Linked DNA regions of Homo sapiens: region 2 is linked to region 1. The links are chromatin contacts, found by Hi-C or POLR2A ChIA-PET in ENCODE. All regions are on one chromosome and are shown on one strand. The core of a region is the stretch at or near the end of the contact, and the rest is flanking DNA. Distances in the headings are between cores, read along the strand shown. Region 1 has its middle 70 kb from the start of ARHGAP26-IT1. Region 2 overlaps NR3C1 (nuclear receptor subfamily 3 group C member 1).

Region 1 (6,830 bases), core at 2,293-4,792:
TAGACACTGTGATTGAATCTAAAATATCCTTTCTACCTCTAGAGAATTAGGATTTTTAGCCAATGATGATAAATCTGCTCTCCCTTGTCACAGATTGGTTGAGGGGTGGGCCGACCCTAGCCTGTTTGGGCCAATGAGAGGTGAGTACAGGGCTGTCAGGATCTTCTGGGAAGAAGCCCTACCTCCACCGCCCTCAAGCTGGTCTCTCCATCTTGCAGCCCGAGGGAGGCCTGATGTGGCGTGAGGCTGTGGTCTGCAGAGTGGAAGGCTCCAAGAACCTGGTTTGGAGTCTCACCTTCTGTGTCTCCAGTTAATACGAGGTACAGCTTTCCTTTTTTTCATTGCTTAGGCTGATTTGAGTGGAGTTTCTAGCACTTGCAGCCCAGTTTCAGAGATTCCTCCACGGTAAGTACCTGCCCAGGTGCCTCAGGGCGTCTCTCTCACCCTGGAGAGGCAGGTGCTCGGCAGCACCTGGGCCTGCTCGGTTATGGCTCTTGACAGGCACTCCTATTACCCATCTCCCGTGCTTGAATGTAGGCTCCCTGTGGACAAGGACACCTCCCAATTCATTTTGGGATCCCCAGGGCCAACCTCGCAGGATGCATGTGGTGGACAACTGCTGTAGATGAAGGGAACCGTTATGGGGGGTTGTGTGTGCGTTTCCTCTGAAAGAACTGAAGGTTCAGGGAGGGGATTTACATGTTTGCGTATCTACTCTCTGTGCCAGGTGTTTTACACATACGTAAATTCATTTCTTCCTTGTAGCAATCCCAAGAGCCAGCCACAGCAGCAATTCCATGTTTTATAGATAAAGAGCCTGAAGCTTTCATCTAGAGATGAAATAACACTTATTTAAGGTCCCACAACTAGTAAATGTGCTAGGAAATGCTTAAGAATAGAGCTTGAAAAAGCCCTTTAATGATTCTCTCTCTCTACAATTTTTGTAAGTATATCTATGTAAGATAGATGGGTAACATTTTCTTCAATTCTGGTTTATAGTGGCTTAGGGTCATTATTTCAGATATTGGTTTTCATCAATTAATTAAATTTTTTGATTAGCACAAAATTTCCCCCAGACTTTACTGAGGTATAATTGACAAAATTGTATATATTTAAGTTGTGCAACATGATGCTTTGATATATATATATATATAGTGAAATGATTACCACAATCGAGTTAGTGAATACATCCATCACTTCACAAAGTTACCTTTTTTTGTGTGGTAAAAAAGTAACTTTCTGATCTTTCTTGGCAGATTTCAAGTATACAATACAGCATAATTAGTTGTAGTCACCATGTTGTACATTGGATTGCCAGAACGTATCCATCTTATAGCTGACGGTGTGTATCCCTTCACCAGCACCTCCTGTTTCCCCTACGTCCTAGCCCCAGGAAACACCATTCTACTCTCTGTTTCTATGAGTCTGACTTTTTTTAGATCTCATAGATAAGTGTGACTATGTGGTATTTGTCTTTCTGTTCCTGGCTTATTTAGCATAATGTCCTCCAAGTTCATCCATGTTGTTGCAAATGACAGGATTTCTTTCTTTTTTATGACTGAATAGTATCCCATTGTGTGTGTGTGTGTGTGTGTGTGTGTGTGTATATATGTATTTCTTTTTTATGACTGAATAGTATCCCATTGTGTGTGTGTGTGTGTGTGCACACACACAAATGGGCAAAGAAATGTAGAGTGTATCCCACACAATGGGATACTAGTCAGTCATAAAAAAGAAAGAAATACACACACACACACACACACACACACACACACACACTACATTTCTTTGTCCATTTATCTGTCCAAAGACACTTAGATTGTTTCCCTGTCTTGGCAATTGTGAGTAATGCTGCAGTGAACATGGGAGTGCAGATGTCTCTTTGAGATACTGATTTTGTTTCCTTGAGGTGTATATCCAGAAGTGGGGCTGCTGGATCATATGGTAGTTCTATTTTCAATTTTTTGAGGAATCTCCCATAGCATTTCCTATAATGGCTGTACTCATCAAACATTAAGAGATATTATAGATATCTTGTAATTAGATGCTAATCAGTGTACTGAGTTCTGAGTGTACATGAGCAATACAAAAGTAGGCCTTGGCTTTCAAGCACACACATCTATGGTGTCACGAACTTGGCTTGAGTGTGTGTTGACCCTTACAGCCCCTGCTAACATCCTAGAATTTTGGATTTGGAGTGTAAACAGTAAAGTTGCACTCATTTTCTTTAAAGATAGAATGCTAAAAACTATTATCAGTGGATTTTAGTGTTCTGGTTAGTTGGCCCTTTGTTGATCTTCATTATAATTGAGATTTTTCAGCTTTTTTCCAGACAATTGAACATCATTGATGATGTTAATTACTGTCTTTGAGGCAGATTTCGGCCCACATACCCATAATTGGCAGGGCAAACAAAGAATCCTTTTAGGATTATATTTAATGCAGTGCTTTATTCCCATGTTATAGATACAGAGCAGAATCTCTTATAAAACACCTCACTCTCCAGAAACTTCAGTATGTTCTAGATAAATTTGTACTCAGGGTACAAAGTAATGCTGAGACGTTTTCCCTGTGCTCCTAAAGGCCAAAAGATGGATCTGGCTAGAGCAAGGAGTGCTTGTGAAAAATGTTTTGTTCAGCTCTGTACTGTATATTTTTTGATAAACTGTTTTTTTAAAATGAATTCTTGGGACACATCAACTATGAAAGAGGTTGCAGCACATCCAGCCTTTCACCTGAGTCCCTGGCAGTTTTGTATATGAGAGGTGGTATATTAGCTTTCTGGTTCCTGTTTGCAATTTGATAGTGCGTTTTTTGGACTCTTTGCCACAAAGAGGTATGTAATCTGTGGCCTACTGTATTTGAGTAGGAAGCAGCTAAACTGTTCATGGCCCCCGGTCACAAAGATGATGCCATGTTTGATCTGTTCCATCACCCTGCTCTGACACACTGTATTTTTAAAACTTGAGATATGATTCACCCTTTCAAAGTGTAATTCAGTGGTTTTTAGTATATTCACAAAGTTGCGCAACCATCACCATCATCTAATTCCGGAACATTTTCATCACTTGAAAAAGAAACCTTGTACCCATTGCCAGTCACTCCCCATTCCGCTGCTTCCCTTTGCTTTTGGTAGCCACTAATCTACTTTCTCTCCTATGGATCTGCCTATTTTGAACACCTCATATAAATGGAATCACACATTATGTGGTCTTTTGTGACTGATTTTTTCTATTTAGCAATGTTTTCAAGGATCATCCGTGTCGTTGCATTTAATAGTACCTTATTCTTATTCATGGCTAAATAATATTCTATTGTATGCAGAGGCCACATTTTATTTATCCATTCATCAATTGATGAACATTTGGGTTGTTTTCACCTTTGACTATTGTGACTACAGTAATTCCCCCTCTATTTATGGGGGATACATCCCAAGACCCCCAGTGGATTCCTGAAACTGCAGATAGTACCAAACCCCATTGTGATAGTCTGTCTGGTAACCAAGATGGCTACTAACTGACTAATGGGTGAGTAGTGTATGTATAGCATGGATACACTGGACAAAGGGATGACTCATGTCCTGGACAGGACAGTGGGATTTCATCATGCTACTCAGAATGGTGCATGATGTCAAACTTTCAAATTGTTTATTTCTGGAATTTTAATATTTTCAGACTCTGTGGGTAACTGAAACTGTGAAAAGTGAAACCACAGATGAGGGGGACTACTGCAGTGCTGTTATGAACATTCATGCACAAGTTTTTGTGTGATTATATGTTTTCAGTTCTCTTGGGTATATATCTAGGAGTGGATTGCTGGATTATATGGTAACTCTGTGTTTAACTTTTTGAGGAAATGTTTTCTATGGTGGATGTACCATTTATATTCCCAGTAATGTATAGGGGTTCCAGTTTCTTAGTATTCTTGCCAATACTTGTTATCGTTCATCTTTTTACTTATAAATTTCCTAGTGGATGGTGACCCACTATATTTTGCTGGAAGAAATGTATAATCATCATATTTTCACATTTTCAGCCTTAAAGGCCTATTCAATACAAAAATAATCATTTTCTCTAAATCTTTATCTTTTACCTATTGAAGGCTATCATTGGAATAATTCAGTTATGTTATTTACTTGAACTTATAGGCTAATCATTGAAAATTCTTAATTATGACTTGAACTTTTGCCAGCTCTGAGGTGGATTTTATTGAAAATTTCAACCACATCTAAAAAAACTCATTATTTAGATGAAATTTAAAAATTATTTTAAATCACTTGACTATGTTCCCTTGCCCCAGACTATTTCCAGTGCCTCAGACAGTTAAATAATGTTATTGAAACAACTACAAACACAAGATTTTCAAAGTCATTACTAAACATTGCAGAAGAAATATTTGCTTCCTTGCTTTATAAGTCACCGTGGCCAGTGCCTTTGAAGATATTTTCAAATTGTTTACTGGCATTGTGCATTAAACTCTTTCTTCAGAGTAGGCTCTGTGAGCCAGAAAAATAGTAACCTTTTTCTTTGTTAATACTAAAATTTATGTTGACCGTATGATTCACAAACTTTTGACATTATGTTATCTCCTTGTGGTGGTTACATTATCCCTTTGAAGACAGATATTAATATTCTTCTTGTATATATGAAAAATATACTCAGAAAGATTAACAATTGCCCAAGGATTCACAACTAATAAGTTGCTCATGTAGGCTTTCGATTTCATTTCTCTTGATTTTTTTCCCTCACAGCTGTGAACCCCGTATATCTGAGACAGGTCTCAGTTAATTTAGAAAGATTTTTTTGCCAAGGCCTGTCATGACACAGCCTCAGCAGGTCCTGACCACATATGCCCAAGGTGGTCAGAATACAGTTTGGTTTTATACATTTTAGGGAGACATGAGACATCGATAAACACATGTAAGATGAACATTGGTTCAGTCTGGAAAAGGTGGGACAACTCCAAGTGGGGAGGGGGCTTCCAGGTCATAGGTAGATAAGAGACAAATGGTTGCATTCTTTTGAGTTTCTGATTAGCCTCTCCAAAGGAGGCAATCAGATATGCATTTATCTCTGTGAGCAGAGAGATGACTGATTAGAATGAGAGGCAGGTTTGCCCTAAGCAGTTCCCAGCTTGACTTTTCCCTTTAGCTTAGTGATTTTGGGGCCCCAATATTTATTTTCCTTTCTCACAGAACTCTCTTCTAAATGTAGAATGTTCTCTTAACAAATATAAAAATGATGATATTAATACAATTCTCAATAGTTGCTCTTACTGCTTTAGTGATATGAGAAAACAAAAATTTAACTTAAAGTCTCAGTAACATCTGCATTTACAAGTCTCTGGTCTACCAAAACACCCATTCACTTAGAATAGTGCTAGGCCCTGGAGAAACAGCTGGGTCAAGACATGGCCCTGGCTGGGTGTTGTGGCTCACACCTAGCACTTTCGGAGGCTGAGGTGGGTGGATTGCTTGAGCCCAGGAGTTCAAGACCAGCCTGGGCAATTAAACCTTGTCTCTACAAAAATTAGCTGTGAGTGGTGGCATGCACCTGTAGTCCCAGCTACTTGGGAGGCAGAGGCAGGAGGATCATTTGAGCCCAGGAGGTGGAGGTTGCAGTGAGCTGAAATTGTGCTATGGCACTCCAGCCTGGGTGACAGAGTGAGACCCTGCCTCAAAAAAAAAAAAAAAGTATATGGCCCTGTTGGTGAGAAGATCTCACTTTAGGGAGTGTAGACAAATCAATTGACTGTAATGTGTGTGCTGGATGCTGTAAAAGAGATGTGTCTTGTGGTATACAGGGGAGGGGATGGGCCCTGGAAAAGCCTTCCCTAAGATGATGTGTATGAAAGAACCAGATCAGAGAATGGCAGTTCAGGTAGAGGTAGCTCTATGAGCTGAATGGTATGGAGGACCAGAGGAGATGTCGACTGGAAATTTCAAGTGGTCTCAATGATGCAAACTTGGGGTGTATTTGCATATATTGAGTTAAAAGTTTGTGTTGGGGAAGATGGAACAGAAAATAGGCCTAAAGAGGTAAGTTAAGACTAATTTGAGAAGGGCCTTGCCAAATGTCTTTGGTTTTCTATTCAATCTATGGAAAAGCATCAGAGGCTTTTGAATGGGAGACCTGCATGATCAGATCTGATTTAGAAAGAAAATGGAAAGCGGTGGTGAGGATGGTTTGTGGTGCAGTGAGAAAACAATCAGGACAATCAGTTGAAGGTTTTTGCTGTGACTCAGGTGAGGAATAATAAGGACCTGTATGGCAGAGCTAGTGGTACTTTAAAAAAAAGACAGGTATTCCAGGTTTTTTAGTTGGCAAGTAGAATTTTCATATGTTAGTGATGGTCACAGTTTGTAACCTGAGAATGTTTATTTGAGCTATTTTCTAGTTCTTAATGTTCTTTACTAAAGAAGGACATCTAAGTCTGTGACTTACTGATTTTTTTCTAAAGGCAGTATTTGTTGGCTCACGGAAGTTGCAGATTGCCTTACAGAGAACTCTGATTCTGCAAGTTTGAGGGTTTTTTGCATTTGTTTTTAAACTTCAAATTTATTGAGACCTAATTTACATACAGTAAAATTCACCCTATTTAGTGTAGAGTTCACAGTTTTGACAAACATATATCGTCAAGTATGTAACTACCACCACAATCAAGGTATCAACCTATAAAGTTCTTTCCTGTGCCTTTGTAGTCAGCTGCCTCCTCTAACCCCCAGCACCTGGCAACCACTGATGTGATTTCTGTTCCTATGGATTTGCCCTTATTTACATAATATCACATAGATGGAATCATACAGTATGAAACCTTTTGTGTCTGACTTC
Region 2 (6,830 bases), core at 1,969-4,468, 49 kb after region 1:
TGGGTGACAAGAGTTAGACTCTGTCTCTAAAATAATAATAATCATCATAATCATAAAAGGAACCACATGGTTTCCATTCTCTCTCAGTACTGCCATCTCTTATCTGGAGGACTGCCATATTCACTTAATTGGTCTCTCCATGTAAGATTAGTCTTTGTAAAATACAAATCTGATCATGTCTCTGCCCTTATTTTTCATCTATCTAATTCCTACTCAGCTTATAGATTTAAAATTCAATGTTACTTCTTCCTTGACTTCCAAGACAGAATTAGGTGACCTTCCTCTTGTTCCTGTGGCCCTATGCCCTCTATGGTGTGCCATGCTATTTTGTGACTGACTCTGCAACCTAACTAGCAGATAAACTACTTGAATACAGGCACTATTTTATTCATTTTATACCTAGTGACTGCCTTGTTGGTGCATATTTGTTGAATAAAAGTGCTAATTTCACAATAAATACTAAGCATATGTGTTATGAGATCACCACTACCTTCACAGAACTTGCAATTTCAACCACAGCAGAATTCCAAACTTTTTTCAGAGGAAAATTTTTTAATGCTGAGATCAGTGTTAATTATACAACTTGTTATATAAACAGGGATATGAAACTCTAACTTATAACTAGTTTCAGGTTTCTTTTTTTTTTTTTTTTTCCAAGACGGAGTCTTGCTCTGTCGCCAAGCTGGAGTACAGTGGTGTGATCTCGGCTCACTGCAACCTCTGCCTCCCGGGTTCAAGTGATTCTCCTGCCTCAGCCTCCTGAGTAGCTGGGACTACAGGTGACACCACCACGCTCCGCTAATTTTTGTGTTTTTAGCAGAGACAGGGTTTCACCATGTTAGCCAGGATGATCTTGATCTCTTGACCTCGTGATCCGCCTGCCTTGGTCTCCCAAAGTGCGGGGAGACCAAGAAACTTTCTCAGAAACTTCTCACTGTTGTGTGCATTCAGGTCATGGAGTTGAACGTTTCTTTTGATTGAGCAGTTTTTCAAACACTCATTTTATAGAATCTGCAAGTGGATATTTGGAGCGCTTTGAGGCCTACGGTGGAAAAGGTAATATCTTCACATAAAAACTAGACAGAAGGATTCTCACAAACTTCGGGGATTACAGGCGTGAGCCACTGCACCCGGCCCAGGTTTCTTCTTTACTTGAAAACCAAAACAAAACCCATCCAGTTCTTCCTTGAGGTTTTTTTTTTCCCACCACCCCCCGCTTGAAGATCTGTAATAAAACACAGATCTCCAAGTAAAAGGTATGCTTTTAAAAGGCAAACAGAAAAATGGACATGTAAATATGTCTGATACAGAAACATTTCCAACCCTAGGGAATAGTTTTGAGGCTGAAAAAAGGAGTAAGAATAATAAAGTTGCTGCATGTTGTGTAAGTTTCATTATTACATAATTTCCTTTCTTTGTATATAGTCTGGCTGTACTGAATTCAGTGTGTGTAAGAAGAACTGGTGGATAAACAAACAATATGACATATTCATGAAAAAAATTTCCCATTTTTATTGGGCAGTAACATTATGCTAGTCAAGCATATATATACTGAACTGACTACATTAATTACATCTGCTTACGTGTATCTTCAAAAGTAAAATGATAAATTTTTATAAGCTACAGAGACAAACAATTGCTTTCAGATATTTATATTACCTTCCAGGTTCATTCCAGCCTGAAGACATTTTCGATAGCGGCATGCTGGGCAGTTTTTTCTTCGAATTTTATCGATGATGCAATCATTCCTTCCAGCACATAGGTAATTGTGCTGTCCTATATGGAATAAAAGGCACTATTAAAGTTTCACAGGTCTTCAAACATATTTTATAAGGACAGCCTCTGTCTTTGTTTCCGGTGGAATATAACCAAGACACCCACAGGTATTGCCTTGAGGGAATGTTCTTGCCTACATTGCCATTATGAGGTCGAGAGGTCAAAAACAACAAAAAGAGTCTCCCTTTTTCTGTTCAACAAACTGAAAACAGTGCAATAAAAAACCTTATTGCAGTATTCACATATAAAAAAAGTACACAAATCAGTGAACCATTTAATAAATTTTTACAAACCAAGAACCTTTATGTAATCAGCTCTCAGATCAAGAAACAGAACAGTACCCCAACAGGCCCCCTTTCTGCCCAATTCCAGCCAGTACCCACCAAGGGTAACTACTTTTTTGATAAACTGTGTTTTACACAGTTTGATAGATTATGTTTTTTTATTTTTATTTTTTTGAGATGGAGTCTCGCTCTGTCGCCCAGGCTGGGAGTGTAGTAGTGTAGTGGCATGACCTCACTGCAACCTCTGCCTCCCAGGTTCAAGCAATTCTCCTGGCTCAGACTCCCGAGTAGCTGGGATTACAGGTGCACGCCACCACGCCTGGCTAATTTTTATATTTTTAGTAGAGACAGGGTTTCACCATGTTGGCTAGGATTGTCTCGATCTCAGGACCTCGTGATCCACCCGCCTCGGCCTCCCGATGTGCTGGGATTACAGGCATGAGCCACCACGCCCAGCCAATAGATTGTGTTTTAAACAAATAATAGTTTGGGGTAGATGGTTAACTGTATCAGGTTCAATTCTTTGTAAAGAATAGGCCACAAAATTGACCACTAGACTATAATTCACCTTTGTTCAGAGCTGCTCTCCAATGCCAAATATCTGTACCAGCTGTTTCAATTTCTTTTTGTACTCTATAAATATCCTAGCTTCTTTACTTGGACAGAAAATGGAAGCACTAACCCAATTCTATCCCCTATAAATCAAAAGTACGATCAACAGATACATCTATTGATGAAGTGGTTATAATACAAAAAAGTTATACCCTATAAGGAATCTCTAAATCACTGTCCTACAGTTACTGGAAGAAAAAAAGAAAAAAAATCACCCACTGCTAAAAATGAAAAATTCCAAAGTTTTGTTTATATCCAACTGAAATGTCAGGATGTGCACATTACGCCAATCTTGATTTCTTTATCCCAGGTATGTCTTGTGCACAGCTAAGACTCTGAGCTATAGGATCAGAGGCAATGTACCTTCATAAGTTAAAAATAGCCCTTTGTGGTTATTAGCATGAAGTTGGACAAGTCTATCTATCTGTTCCTTATCTATAAAATGAGGAGTTTTAACTAGTATTCACTATTTCATAACACATGGCCACGTACAACTAATAGTCATTTCCTGTCAATCCATTCATTCATTCCTTGACTCATTTATTTATTTATTTTTAGACAAGTTCTTGCTACGTTGCCTAGGCTGGAGTACAGTGGTGTGTCATAGCTCTTTGCAGCCTGAATCTCCTGCTTTAGCTTCCTGAGTAGCTGAGACTACAGGTGCGATGCCTGGATAACGTTTTTTTTTTTTTTTTTTTTCCTGTAGAGACGGGGTCTCGTTATGTTGCTCAGGCTGGTCTCAAACTCCAGGCCTCAAGCAATCCTCCCATCTTGGCCTCCCAAATTGCTGGGATAATAGGTGTGAGCCACAGTGCACAGCCCATTTTCCTTGAGCCACAGTGCCCAGCCCATTTTCCTGTCAACCCTTCTGATAAGACAATGAGATATCTTATTTTGGAGTTCCTGTGTCTTCTACTACTTGGTAAATTCCCTTTCTAACTAATAGAAAGATGAGTCTTCAAGTCAGCTGAAATTTTGTGACTTTGTTTTGTTTATATGGTATTCATTTTTGTGGTTAAAGTCTATTTTTGGCAAATAATTCTGGTTTTCTATTTATGGTGGGTGTGGTAGCCAGCCTCCCAAGATGGCCCCCAGTGATCTCTGCCTCCTTGAATGCATGGTCTTGTGCAGTCCCTTTCCGTCCTTTACCAAGATTGGTCTGTGTGGCCAATAAAATATGGCAGAAGTGATGGCATGTTACATGTGAAATCAGATAATAAAAGACAATAGTTCTGCTGCATTGATCACATACTCTCTTGGATCATTTGTTATGGGGGATGTAAATTATAATGCTACTCACGTTACTCCACAGAGACCACAAGGATGCCAGCTTTGGCTAGTGTAGTAGTCCCACCTATTGATTAGAGTCAAAAGTAAAGCCCACCCCTGCCTAGTGTAAAGCTCTGAATAAAGTGCAACAACTTGCTGATACCCATATTATACTATGCCAATTTTGAGGGATAATCTATAATTCTAGCAGGTATTAAGAATGGAGTGCTAAGTGTAAGATATTTTCAATTCACAATGGGTTTATCTGGAGGCAACCCCATTGTAAGTCGAGGAGCCATACTGAATGCGTATCACTTTCCCACCATCATAAAAGTTGAAAAATCGTTAAGTCAGGGACTGTCCGTATTATTATTATCACTGCATTTATATCGTGGAAATACTTAAGCAGTTAAGAAAGTGAGGAGTAAAGTGAGGACACGAAGACGCTTCTGTCTTCTGCGTATGTGTTAAGTAACATCCACTTTATTAGGAGCAATGCACAAAGCAGGGCTGGGCTTTACTTTTGACTCTAATCAATAGGTGGGACTACTACACTGGCCAAAGCTGCCATCCTTGTAATCTTTGTGGTGTAATATGAGTAATTTTATAATTTGCTAATGTATTAAAAAGTAAAACAAAAGAAAATGACTCATCTAACTCTCATGGATATGCAAACACAACATGAGACAAATAATAATAATCCTCATACAGTGAATGAATAATTGTTTCTTTAAAAAATTAATATAATCAGAGCTTTAGGCCAAGCTACTTTCAAACTGCTTTAGAAATAACTAAATTATATGACAATTTTTTTCCTAGAGGAGTCACTGGTAGTATTAGGACATTTTAGACTCTCTTCTAATAAATTTGCTATGGAATGAATTTCTCATTCTTTAGGGAGATAATGCTGTTGCCCTGTCAGCAGTCTGAATCCATAACAAAGTAAGATTTGTGTTAATACAACATTTATATAGTGAAATCAGTTTCTCTAAAATACCTTTCCTGACCTCCTCAGGCCGAGTTTCTCTCTCCCTCATCTATATTATAATCTCTGTACCTTGTCATTGTTAACTCATCTTTCACTTCAGTGGAGTGTGACTTCCCAGAGGGTAAGGATCAGGTCTTATTGGTATTTATACCACTTAGCACAGTGCCCTGGCTTAATAGAAAAAAAAAATGAATAAGAAATGAAATGAATATCTTTTTTTTTTCCTGTCACAGTTCTCACTGTGACTCATTTTTGCCAGGCCAGTAAAGTTGGTGACTTTGAAACCTATTAGCTTATGGAAGTTAAAGCCCATGTTTCTAATACAATGAACATTATGTTATGCCCAAACTTAACACCATCATTTCATATGATAGCACTTTCTTATAGTGTTACCTTATGCTCCCTGACCAAACTCCCAGACATCAACTTGTACTTTTCTATTTTATTCTAGATCTTTTTGTATTGTTGTTTTAAATACTTTCCTGCCCATTAGAGGACCTAGGAGCCACCCTCCTCTCCCCTCTTAACTGATATTTAGCCTTTCATGGGCTTTGCATATAATGGAAATTTCAAAATCCACCCTGAGAAATGAAAACCAAGTAGAGGAAAAATAAACTCTTCAAAACACACACTACCTTCCACTGCTCTTTTGAAGAAAACTTTACAGCTTCCACAAGTTAAGACTCCATAATGACATCCTGAAGCTTCATCAGAGCACACCAGGCAGAGTTTGGGAGGTGGTCCTGTTGTTGCTGTTGAGGAGCTGGATGGAGGAGAGCTTACATCTGGTCTCATGCTGGGGCTAAAGAAGGGGAAGAACAGTGTTATGATTTAACTGTCAAAGGAATATCAAAATACAGTTCTCTTAGCTTCTCACTTCATAGTCAGAATGCTCACAGTGAACTCTGGCTTCAAGTGCTAGCAGGCACTAAAATATCCTAGCTAAATATATTCAAATCATGTTATATTCTTCTTTAAACAAAATTAAGAATGAGGTCATTTCTTTTGAAGTGTCTCCAAAATAGAATGGTGTGGTTCTGGTTCACTTCTTCTTCTTTTTTTTTTTTTTTTTAGATGCTTAGGATTTATTTTTATAATCACGTTTATTAAGGTGTCACATACAGTAACATTTACTGTTTTCTAAGTCTATAATTTATGGTTTTTGTTAAATGAATATTCATGTAACTACTATCACAATCAGGAGAGAGGATATTTCCATCATCCCAAAAAGATGCCTCCTATGCCTTTAATTGCTTAGGCCATAATTTTTTTCCTAATTTTAAGATCTTATACAGGCATCTTTTAAAATTCAATCAAGTGTCATTACAATTCTACCCATGTTTCCTACTAGAGTCAAAATTTTTTTACAATCTTAAAGTTTTTGTCCCATGTCTCTAATTCCTAATGTCATCTTGGCTGAAACCACAATTTCATATGACTCAGAGAAGACTGATCCAGAAACATTTTCTATAACCTTCCTGTCTGGCTTGCAGTAAGATTGGACAAAGCACTAGGCTTTCAAAAGTGAGTTCCATTCTGCCCACTCCACTCTATGACTGTTTGGCTTGAAGAAGAAGACAGAAATGTGAATCTGCTTCTCTTACTAGGTCTCTAACATTTTTCATAGTCTCACCACAAAGAGTGCAGGTCTAGTGATTATTAGCTGTTTAAAAGATAATTTGTTGTTTTAAAAATTTTCAATCTCAAAAAAAATTGGAAAGAATTGTACAATGGATATATACTTTTCACCAATATTCACCAAGTCTTAACATTTTGCCACATTTAATGATAAAGATATATTTTTATAAACCAATGAAACAGTGATCTTTCTATTACTGGAGGAAAAATTAATTATTGCATTTCATATTACATGACACAATGGTTTTCAATGTTGTATTTTC

What was found. Hi-C counts contacts between places; a loop is a spot of excess contacts on that map. ChIA-PET counts read pairs that join two places held with the same protein, here RNA polymerase II (POLR2A). Pooled maps may share reads with other maps.
Region 2: a map of endothelial cell of umbilical vein shows a loop between it and region 1 (2.1-fold over the local background). The contact joins two enhancer-like sites. A Hi-C loop is called at or near these places in 1 of 168 maps with a recorded cell type or tissue (endothelial cell of umbilical vein) and 1 of 50 pooled maps. POLR2A ChIA-PET finds 5 or more read pairs at or near these places in 5 of 52 experiments (A673, CD4-positive, alpha-beta memory T cell, GM12878 and 2 more).

The regions. Positions count from the first base shown.
Region 1 is chr5:143,258,974-143,265,803 of GRCh38, forward strand. No RefSeq gene overlaps it. Among named protein-coding and RNA genes, the nearest start is that of ARHGAP26-IT1, 70 kb to the left of the region's middle. Within about 2 kb of position 3,543, at least 6 of the 41 ENCODE cell types and tissues checked have a DNase peak (open chromatin) inside an H3K27ac peak, as active enhancers do; they include endothelial cell of umbilical vein, where a contact is called at or near this core.
Region 2 is chr5:143,308,438-143,315,267 of GRCh38, forward strand. NR3C1 (nuclear receptor subfamily 3 group C member 1) reads right to left here. Exons shown (of 9, transcript NM_000176.3): 3 at 5,565-5,731; 4 at 1,660-1,776. Among named protein-coding and RNA genes, the nearest start is that of NR3C1, 92 kb to the right of the region's middle. Within about 2 kb of position 3,219, at least 5 of the 41 ENCODE cell types and tissues checked have a DNase peak (open chromatin) inside an H3K27ac peak, as active enhancers do; they include endothelial cell of umbilical vein, where a contact is called at or near this core.